2 separate regions of the Homo sapiens genome follow, and region 1 is linked to region 2. Evidence: chromatin loops called from intact Hi-C (ENCODE). Cell type or tissue: sigmoid colon. All regions are shown on one strand. Links, peaks and the distances in the headings refer to the core of each region. The heading gives the core; the rest is flanking DNA. Region 1 overlaps DHRS7B (dehydrogenase/reductase 7B). Region 2 holds the start of LINC01563 (long intergenic non-protein coding RNA 1563).

The links. Hi-C counts contacts between places; a loop is a spot of excess contacts. Peaks named below come from ENCODE experiments on the same cell type or tissue, not always from the same donor. Only the 100,000 strongest peaks of a DNase experiment are listed, where the experiment ranks them.
Region 1: it touches region 2 in a loop (2.8-fold over the local background); 1 of 110 quality-filtered maps calls a loop at or near these places.

Annotation. Positions count from the first base shown.
Region 1 is chr17:21,163,464-21,167,854 of GRCh38, forward strand. All of the region lies in intron 1 of DHRS7B (dehydrogenase/reductase 7B), which reads left to right. Among named protein-coding and RNA genes, the nearest start is that of DHRS7B, 39 kb to the left of the region's middle. In sigmoid colon, for the core only: no CTCF peak of the experiment used is centred there; a DNase peak (open chromatin) is centred at 2,658.
Region 2 is chr17:21,073,760-21,078,150 of GRCh38, forward strand. It overlaps LINC01563 (long intergenic non-protein coding RNA 1563), which reads left to right and starts at 1,797. Exons shown (of 2, transcript NR_110896.1): 1 at 1,797-2,198. RefSeq lists an enhancer at 1,478-1,978. In sigmoid colon, for the core only: no CTCF peak of the experiment used is centred there; DNase peaks (open chromatin) are centred at 1,482 and 1,852.

The DNA.
Region 1 (4,391 bases), core at 284-4,283, 90 kb after region 2:
AGTGAAGTGTTAGTAATGAGGTCTCTTCTGTCCCCACTTCAATGCCGCCGTGAAGAAAATCCCATGAAATGTTATAAGGCATTTTAGTGGATGGAAAAGCAATATAAATGACCAGATTACCTAGGTGCTTAAAATTGCATCAGGTGGCCTCCTTGTAGCCCTTGCCACATGGTAATTAAATGTTTGTTACTGATTGTTCTCCTCACTGGCTTAGTCCACACACACAGTGGCATCAGGGGCTGGGTCTTGTTGATTCACTGATATCCAAGCTCCACATCCTTAGGGTGTGATCACAGCTCACTGCAGCCTCTACTTCTGGGTCTCAAGTGATCCTCCCACTTCAGCCTCCCAAGTAGCTAGGACCACAGACATGTGCCAGTATGCCCTGCTAATTTTTGTATTTTTGGTAGAGACGGGGTTTTACCATGTTGCCCAGGCCAGTCTCAAGCTCCTGAGCTCAAGTGATCCTCCTGTCTTGGCCTCCTAAAGGGCTGAAATTACAGGCATGAGCCACAGCACCTGGCTATGCTGCTCAATCTTGAGTGCAGATATTGTCAATTGTTGTGCTTTTTTTTTTTTTTTTGAGACAGGGTGTCATTCTGTCTCCTAGGCTGGAGTGCAGTGGCATCATCATAGCTCACTATAACCTCAAACTCCTGGGCTCAGGCAATCCTCCCACCTCAGCCTCCTGAGTAGCTGGGACCACAGGTGCATGCCACCACACCTGGCTACTTTTTTCACTTTTTTTATACAGACGGGGTCTCACTCTGTTGCCCAGGCTGGTCTCAAACTCCTGGGCTCAAGCAGTCCTCCCGCCTCAGCCTCCTGAGTAGCTGGGGATTACAGGCATGAGCCACTGGGCCAGCCTTGCTTAATTAAGTTTCTGAAACTGATGCCTGTAGATAGTTCCTCTTAGATACTCTAGTTGACGCTGTAGCATCTCCTTTTAAACTAGATTCCTGAACTCCTAGATTTCTGACCTCATATTTATGTTGGCATCTTGTCTGTCTTGTTGCTGTTGTTATATGTAATTTTTAAAGACAATAATCTGATTTAGGAGTCACAAACCAGCAGTGGCCTCGGCCAGGTGCGGTGTTCGGCCAGCACAGCAGTTTGAATTGTTTTGACTTTGAATGAAGTCTTCAGGCAAGGCTTGTACTTTGGACAGCCCACTACTCTGTGTTGTTTCACACTGATTGTTTCTTTCATTATCACAATTATTTAATTTTTGTGTTTCTTTGTATATTGTCAGTCTTCCATAGGGGCTGCCTCCATGAGGTCAGACAGCTTTTCTCCTTCGTTCATTGCCCTCCACCCCAGCCCTAGCCCAGTGCCTGGTACCAGAGGGCACTTGAGAAGTGTAGTTGAGTGGATGAGTGCACGACATCCAGGATCTGAGGTGATCCCTGGTGTGGGTGTGAAGGAATACGGTTGGTCTTTCTACCAAACATACTCAAACATGACGAGCCCTTAAAGCTGCCAGCTTGGCTGCTATTGCTTGGAACGTTTCTGAAATCCTCTCTGGGAATTGCCTTTTTTCAGTCAGTTTATGATTCAACAGCACAGTTGTTCAAGATTTTCATATTTACAAAGTGCTTTCCTATGCATTTTCCTATTGGAGCGATCATCCCCATTCTGAGGTGAGTGTGCTTAGTTTCAAGTAGTGAATGAATCTGCCTGTGTTGCACAGCAAGTATGCAGCATGGTGGTCTTGTCCCCCTCCCCCATGCTGGCTTGGTGTTTTCTCTTCTTCACCACCACAGTCAGTGCCTTGTCCAGTTTCTGTCAGGGGTGGGTGCGGGGGGCCTGGGGCTCTGGTGTGTTTTCTAGGAAAGAGAGTGACATTATTCCAGTGTCTTCTGGTAACACTATATTCACTTTTTTTTTCTTTTTTTTGGGACAGGGTCTCACTCTGTCACCCAGGCTGGAGTGCAATGGCACCATCTCCACCTCCTGTGTTCAAGCTGTCCTCCCACTTCAGCCTCCCAAGTAGCTGGGACTACAGGCGCGTGCCACCATGCCTGGCTAATTTTTAATTTTTGGTAAAGATGGGGTTTCGCTGTTGCCCAGGCTGGTCCCAAACTTGTGAGCTCAAGCAGTCCACCCATCCTGGCCTCCCAAAATGGTGAGATTACAGGTGTGAGTCAACTGCGCCTGATCTAAATTCACTTTAAGAAGCATATTAAGGCCGGACGTGGTGGCTCAGCATTTTGGGAGGCTGAGGTGGGCAGATCACAAGGTCAGGAGTTCGAGACCAGCCTGGCCAGTATGGTGAAACCCCGTCTCTACTAAAAATACAAAAATTAGCCAGGTGTGGTGGCGTGCGCCTGTAGTCGCAGCTACGCGGGAGGCTGAGGCAGAAGAATTACTTGAACCCAGGAGGTGGAGGTTGCAGTGAGCAAAGATCGCGGCACTGCTCTCCAGCCTGGGCAACAGAGCAAGACTCCGTCTCCAAAAAAAAAAAAAAAAAACCACATTAAAAACCAAAATTGTGTGTGTCCAAGTTCCTAGGTAGCCATAGTAAGTGCTATAATTGATAAGGAGGGCTTTAGGCCATAATGAACAGACAGACTTGGCGCGGGCTCTGCCTCCTGTTCATTGTCACCGCACTCCTGTGCCATCATATTACAGGGCCCGGGGCTGGGCTTTGGCACCTTTCTCCGCCCCCCCTCACAGGATTGCCGGGAAGCATGTGCTTGGCATCTTACTGGAGAGCAGAGCTCACTTCAATGTGGCTGCTCTTCCCAGGATTGAACACTCAGGAGCCTGGTCTGAAATCTCCAGCCTTCCTTCAGGTTTTATTTTTACTAAAGCCAGCCTGTACTCTTTTAAACCAGGGAGCTGAAGGCTGGCTTCTGAAAATACACCCCACAGGCCACTCTGCCGTGGCTTGTTCAGGCATTCCAGGGAGGGCTTGCTGACCTGAAGGTGTCCTCTGGCCCAGGTCAAAAGACCAGAGAAGACACTGGCGCCAGGAACCGCCACTGGCAAGGTAGCTGCCATCTGAGGTAGGATATTGTTCTTTTTTTTTTCCAGTCGAAGGCGGCCTTAATGTGGCTTCTCAGACATTTGAGACCAAAAAAAAAAAAAGGCAGTTTGACCCTGCCTTTACTTTCTGAAAATGACAGAAGCTTTCAGATATATTTCAAGATATGGGTCATAAGCATGACCCATAGTTTATGTCACCTTAAATAGAGCAGCTGATTAGAACTGGCCATTGGTTATAAAATAAAAGAGTACGTGTAGGTTTGTGGGAGCAGGATCCTAACTGCTTTAGCAATACTAAGCCACTCCTTGCCGTGTGATTTCAGTGTCTTTCCTTCCAGTTGGAACTCCTCTCTGCCCTTTAGCCTGATTTTCTTGTGTGTAACATGGCAAATTATTTCATGGCTAATCCTTCTTACAGACCTGAAATTGTTCTTTTTAAAAAAAACTTTGGTGGGTTTTGAGATCCCCTCCTTTGATTCTCAGATGTGGCTGTTAGTAGTTTAATTTCTGTATGTGGTTTCTGAGTAGCTTCCAACAACCTATTTTTGTTAACAGTTCTTTAAAAAAAAAAATGCTCGAGAGAAAGGAATCTTAGGAACGGATTCCGTCTGTGAAATGCAAGGGAGAATTTTGGCCAAAGTAGAAGGAATGGAATGGATGACATAAAGGGTGACATTTGTGCTCAGAGTTGATTTCTTGGTGATAGTCTCATGTCTAATTTGAGGTTCCAGAAGCCCTTTAAAGGGTGGATGAGCTGCACAAATGGATGTGAGGGAGTTACACAGTGGTGGGTTCAGCAGAAAGTAAAGGAGCAGCAGAATCACAGAGAGAAGCCCCGAACTCTGGCTGCCCGGGCCCAAGGAACCCTCACCCTTAGCGGGACTTTGCTACCTTTGCACTCTTTTAACCTGGGTCTAGAGCTCATGGATCTGGCAAGGGATGAAAATATAAGCAGACAGTATTAATATGTGAGCCCCTGAGCTCTCTCCCTTCCTCACGCCAGTTCGTGAGTCTCATCAGTGTGAGACTGTGTTTCAGGTCTCTTGCCCAAGGACTAAGAGTGTGACTATGACTGCACACATTCCATGTGTAGGTGGTGCCCTCTGCTTCCAGATGCCGTGTGCACTATGGTTTCTATTTGAGGGGCTCTCACCTTCTTTTTCTGGCTTCACTCTCTCTCCCCATGTCTCTGTCCTGCTTTCTGCCATGGCTCACAGTGGTGCTAGACAGACTCTGTCCCTTCTTTCTACAAGCTGATCTCCAAATGCTGAAAATCGTGAGCCAGATATTTTTTCCCAGTCCCTTTTTATACCATCAATCTTGCCTTCTCAGTCCATGATCTGGCTATATATCTGAAACTAGCAGTTAATAAGGATTTTGGTATAAAATGCATGATTGATAAA
Region 2 (4,391 bases), core at 292-4,291:
GTGGCGCGATCTCGGCTCTCGGCTCACCGCAACCTCTGCCTCCCAGGTTCAAGCAATTGTCCTGCCTCAGCCTCCTGAGTAGCTGGGATTACAGGTGTGCATCACCACGCCTGGCTAATTTTTTTTTGTACTTTTAGGAGAGACAGGGTTACACCATAATGGCCAGGCTGGTCCCAAACTCCTGACCTTGTGGTCTGCCCTCCTTGGCCTTCCAAAGTGCTGGGATTACAGGTGTGAGCCACCATGCCCGGCCTGCCTTGCTCTTATAAGTTCTTATCTAAGAACTTCCATCTGTGGGGTCAAGCATGACTCTTTTAAATACTAATCCACCATGCCACTTCTGACTAACTCTTGAGTCCAGGAATGCCTCCAAAATGTGGGGTTGACATATTGCTTTTTACGTAGAAACACCTAGTCACTGTAAGATTCACCTTTCTTCCAAAACAACCCTGGATGTTGTTGCATACATCATAGGCTGTGATGCCCATAGCCACCTACACACTCCTTCCAGAGCACTATGCTTCTTCCCCAAGACATAAGACCTGGATCTGGGGGATTGCAACGTGAGGATCTACCTGTCTTGTGGCCACCCAAGACCACGCTTCTGTCTATAAATGCCCCTAATAAATCACCCTATACCGACAACTGAATGTCTGCCCCATTCTTTGGTTTTTTGGCTCCTCTGGCATTTGGGGGCCACTTTGCACATACAGCCCTTTTGGGGAACAGCCTCCTGCATGCTGGCCCCTGCTGGAGCCTGGCCTCCCACTGACAACCCTTTCACATTGACCGCTGGAGTAGTTTCCTGTGGCTGCCATAGCAAATCAACACAAAGTTGGTGGCTTAAAACAACAGGACTTCAACAGATCTTTTTCAGAGATATGAATCTACCCACAATAGTCTACCCTCTGGTTCCCATAAATTCATGTTCTTCCCACTTGCAATGTATAGTCACCCTATTCCAACACCCCTAAAAGTCTGAACCCATTCCATTATCAACTCCAGTTACAAAATCTCATCTAAATACTGCCAACCCCAAAAGTCCCAAATTTCTTTCTTTCTCTCTCTTTCTTTCTCTTTCTTTCTTTCCTCCCTCCCTCCCTCCCAGCTTTTCTTTCTTTCCTTCCTTCCTTCCTTCCTTCCTTCCTTCCTTCCTTCTTTCCTCCCTCCCTCCCTCCCTCTCTCTTTCTTTCTGATGAAGTTTCACTCTTGTTGCCCAGGCTGGAGTGCAATGGTGCAATCTTGGCTCACCACAACCTCTGCCTCCCAGATTCAAGCGATTCTCCTGCCTCAGCCTCCTAAATAGCTGGGATTACAGGTATGCGCCACCACACCTGGCTAATTCTGTATTTTTAGGAGGGATGGGGTTTCACCATTTTCTCCACGTTGGTCAGGCTGGTCTCGAACTTCCGACCTCAGGTGATCCACTTGCCTCGGCCTCCCAAAGTGCTGGGATTACAGGCGTGAGGCACCGTGCCCGGCCGATGCAGTTCTTATAAACAGCAAAGTCTTGCTTTTGAATTACGAGTCTGTAGCCTCTTTTCTCCGCAACATTGAGCCTCTGCCAACCTTGTTAAAACTCAAGGATTCTTTTGTTATAACACTAAGAGTTGAAGGGGAGAATGGATATGGGCTACAGCTAGCCTTTTCTGCCACAATTCCACTTGTCACAGACATGTTAGTTCCCATTTGAAATTTTTCTGCACCATACAAAATTTAATCCTCAGGCCCATGTGGTCTGTGGGTGGGTCTTGTTCAGCCCCAACAAATGAAAGAAGATTAATTAACAGAAGCAGCTGCAGCTGGGCCTGGAGGCAGTGGCTCTACAGCAGCAGTGAGAGCCGAGCTGTGGCAGACACATGCTCTTCCCCTGACTCACGGCTGCCCAGTTCCCTCCAGCGAGGCTGCTGACCTATTTTTCTATTAGGAACAACCAGCCAATGTGATAATGAGGAAAATGTATTCTGGCCCCTATGAAGTTTAGTGAAGCCCGAATGAAGTGGAGGAGGCCACGGAGATGCACGAGGAAGAGCATTCCAGGCAGAGGGAACAGCGAGGACAAAAGCCCCCGGGCAGGAATGGGTGTGCAAGCCTGAGATCCAACATGGCGGAGAGCAAGCCGGAAGTGCTGCGCGGGGATCCTAAGGGAGCACTGAACAGGACAAGCTCAGTTTTGTCCCTCAAACCTCCACAATCAGGTAAGTCAGTCGGCCTCGCATAAGATATATGTTTTCCCCACCAATCTCCATTCTGAGGAGTGGAGTAGAAACTCCCTCTCCTCTCATGAAATGTTGAGTATCAGGGAGCAAGTGTGTGCTAAAAAGGGTTACCTCGGTGGAACTAGGTTGCTCAAATCCTGAACATTCCGAAGGAAGGACTGGCCCCTGACCAGCTCTGGGGAGCTAACTTCTGGGTCTTTGGAATATGCCTGAGGAGAGCACCTTTGTGACCTGAGACTTCAGCCCTGCCTACACCTTATGCTAACAGTGTGGTTTATGGGGAAGACCTGTTTTTATTTGCTGGGAGCCCTGGGCCATGCTGTATCTCTTTGACTTCTGGATGGGTGGGGAACTGAGGAATAAATTGCTAAGGCCAGTCATGTAGATGCTCCATGCCTATATGACTGACCTCCAATAAAAATCCTGGCACCAAGACTTGGGTAAGCTTTCCTCATTGACAGTAATTGGTGTGTATTATTGTCACACGTTGTTGCTGGGAGGACTAAGTGTTGTCCATGTGACTCCGCAGAGAACTCCTGGAAGTTCACCCCGGTTTCTCCTGAACTCTGCCCTATTGTCCCTTTTTCCTATGCTGATTTTAATCTGTATTCTTTTTATCCCCAAGTTCTGGCAAGTCTTTGATGTATTCTTTTCCCATAATAAACTGTAACTGTGAGCATAACAGTTTTTCCAAATTCTGTGAGCCCTCCTAGCGAATCATCAAACCTGAGAGTGGCCTGGGGGACCACAAAACAAAGTTGAATTCATCCCATCTATTTTTCCATCATCTTGCTACTCTACCTAGGTGTCAAAGCCCTAGTAGGAAGAGTCTGATTGGCTAACTTGAGTCACCCAGCCCATCTTGGCCAGGGGAGGACAGGCACCTTGACAAGCAGGCCCCACACAGCTGCACTGAGTGGGAAGGAGGATGCCCAAAATTACTTGTATCAGGAAGAGAGAGTTGGGGCCAGTGTGGTGGCTTACACCTGTAATCCCACTGCTTTGAGAGGCTGAGGCAAGAGCATTACTTGAGCCCAGGAGGTTGAGGTGGCAGTGAGCTGTGATCACTCTTCTACTCTCCAGCCTGGGTGACAAGACCCTGTCTCAAAAAAAGCCAAAACAAAACAGGAGAGTTGGGAGCTGGGATTCTGGTCAGGTCAAATAGTTAATATATGCACCAGGCAGGGAAATGGGAGTCCACGTTAGCAGGAAAAAGTTGGAGTCTTCTGGAGATACTGACCAAAAAGCCATGTGGTATCTGGGTTTGTATCCATCCAACTGTTGGCATCAAGAAATCACAACAGTCATTGGAGAGTGTCAGCTGCAGGATGCAACAGAATGTCAAAGATCCAGAGATTTTTGTTGTGGGTTGAATTATGTCCACTCCTGCCAAAATATGTTAAAGTCCTAACCTCTGGTACTTATTTGAAAATAGAGTCTTTGCAGATGTAATGAGGTTAAGATGAGGTCATACGGGATTAGGATGGGCCCTAAATCCAATGGCTGATTCCTCACAAAGAGAGAGATTTGATGACAAACAGGTGCACAGAAAGAAGACCATGTAAAGACGGAGGCAGAGGTTGGGGTGATTCAACCCAAGGAACACCAAGGATTGCTGGCAGCCAGCAGAATCAGGAAGGGGCAACAGTGGATTCTTCATGGAGCTGTCAGAGCATAACCCTGCCAAAACCTTGATTTCAAACTTCTGGCCCCAAGGACCATGAGAGAATCAATTTCTGTTGTTTTAAGCCACCAAGCATGTGGCAATTTATTATGGAAGCCCTAGGAAACCTTACAGATTTTGCCACTGGAAAGGGAGTGCTGCTTCTAAAGATACGGGTTGAATTGTCCACGCGGACGGCCAGTGCTGTAGAAAAATGATTGAAATGTCCACTCCTGTATCTACCAATCCTTTAAATTTCTTTCCCTGAATAGTTATTTCACAGGTAGGACGTTTATTAGTAATTTGATTTAGCCAATAAGCTGCTTTGCCTTATTTATTTGTGCTTCCAAATCCTCCTGTTCATTTAATTTTACTTTTCCCCATTTCCATATACGGCACAACAAGGAGCTATGCTGTATGCTCTCCTGGCTCTGCTTTCCAGGGAACAGAAGTAGTTATAACAATTTGAATTTCCCCATTGTAATCTTAATGACTCCTATATGTACTTG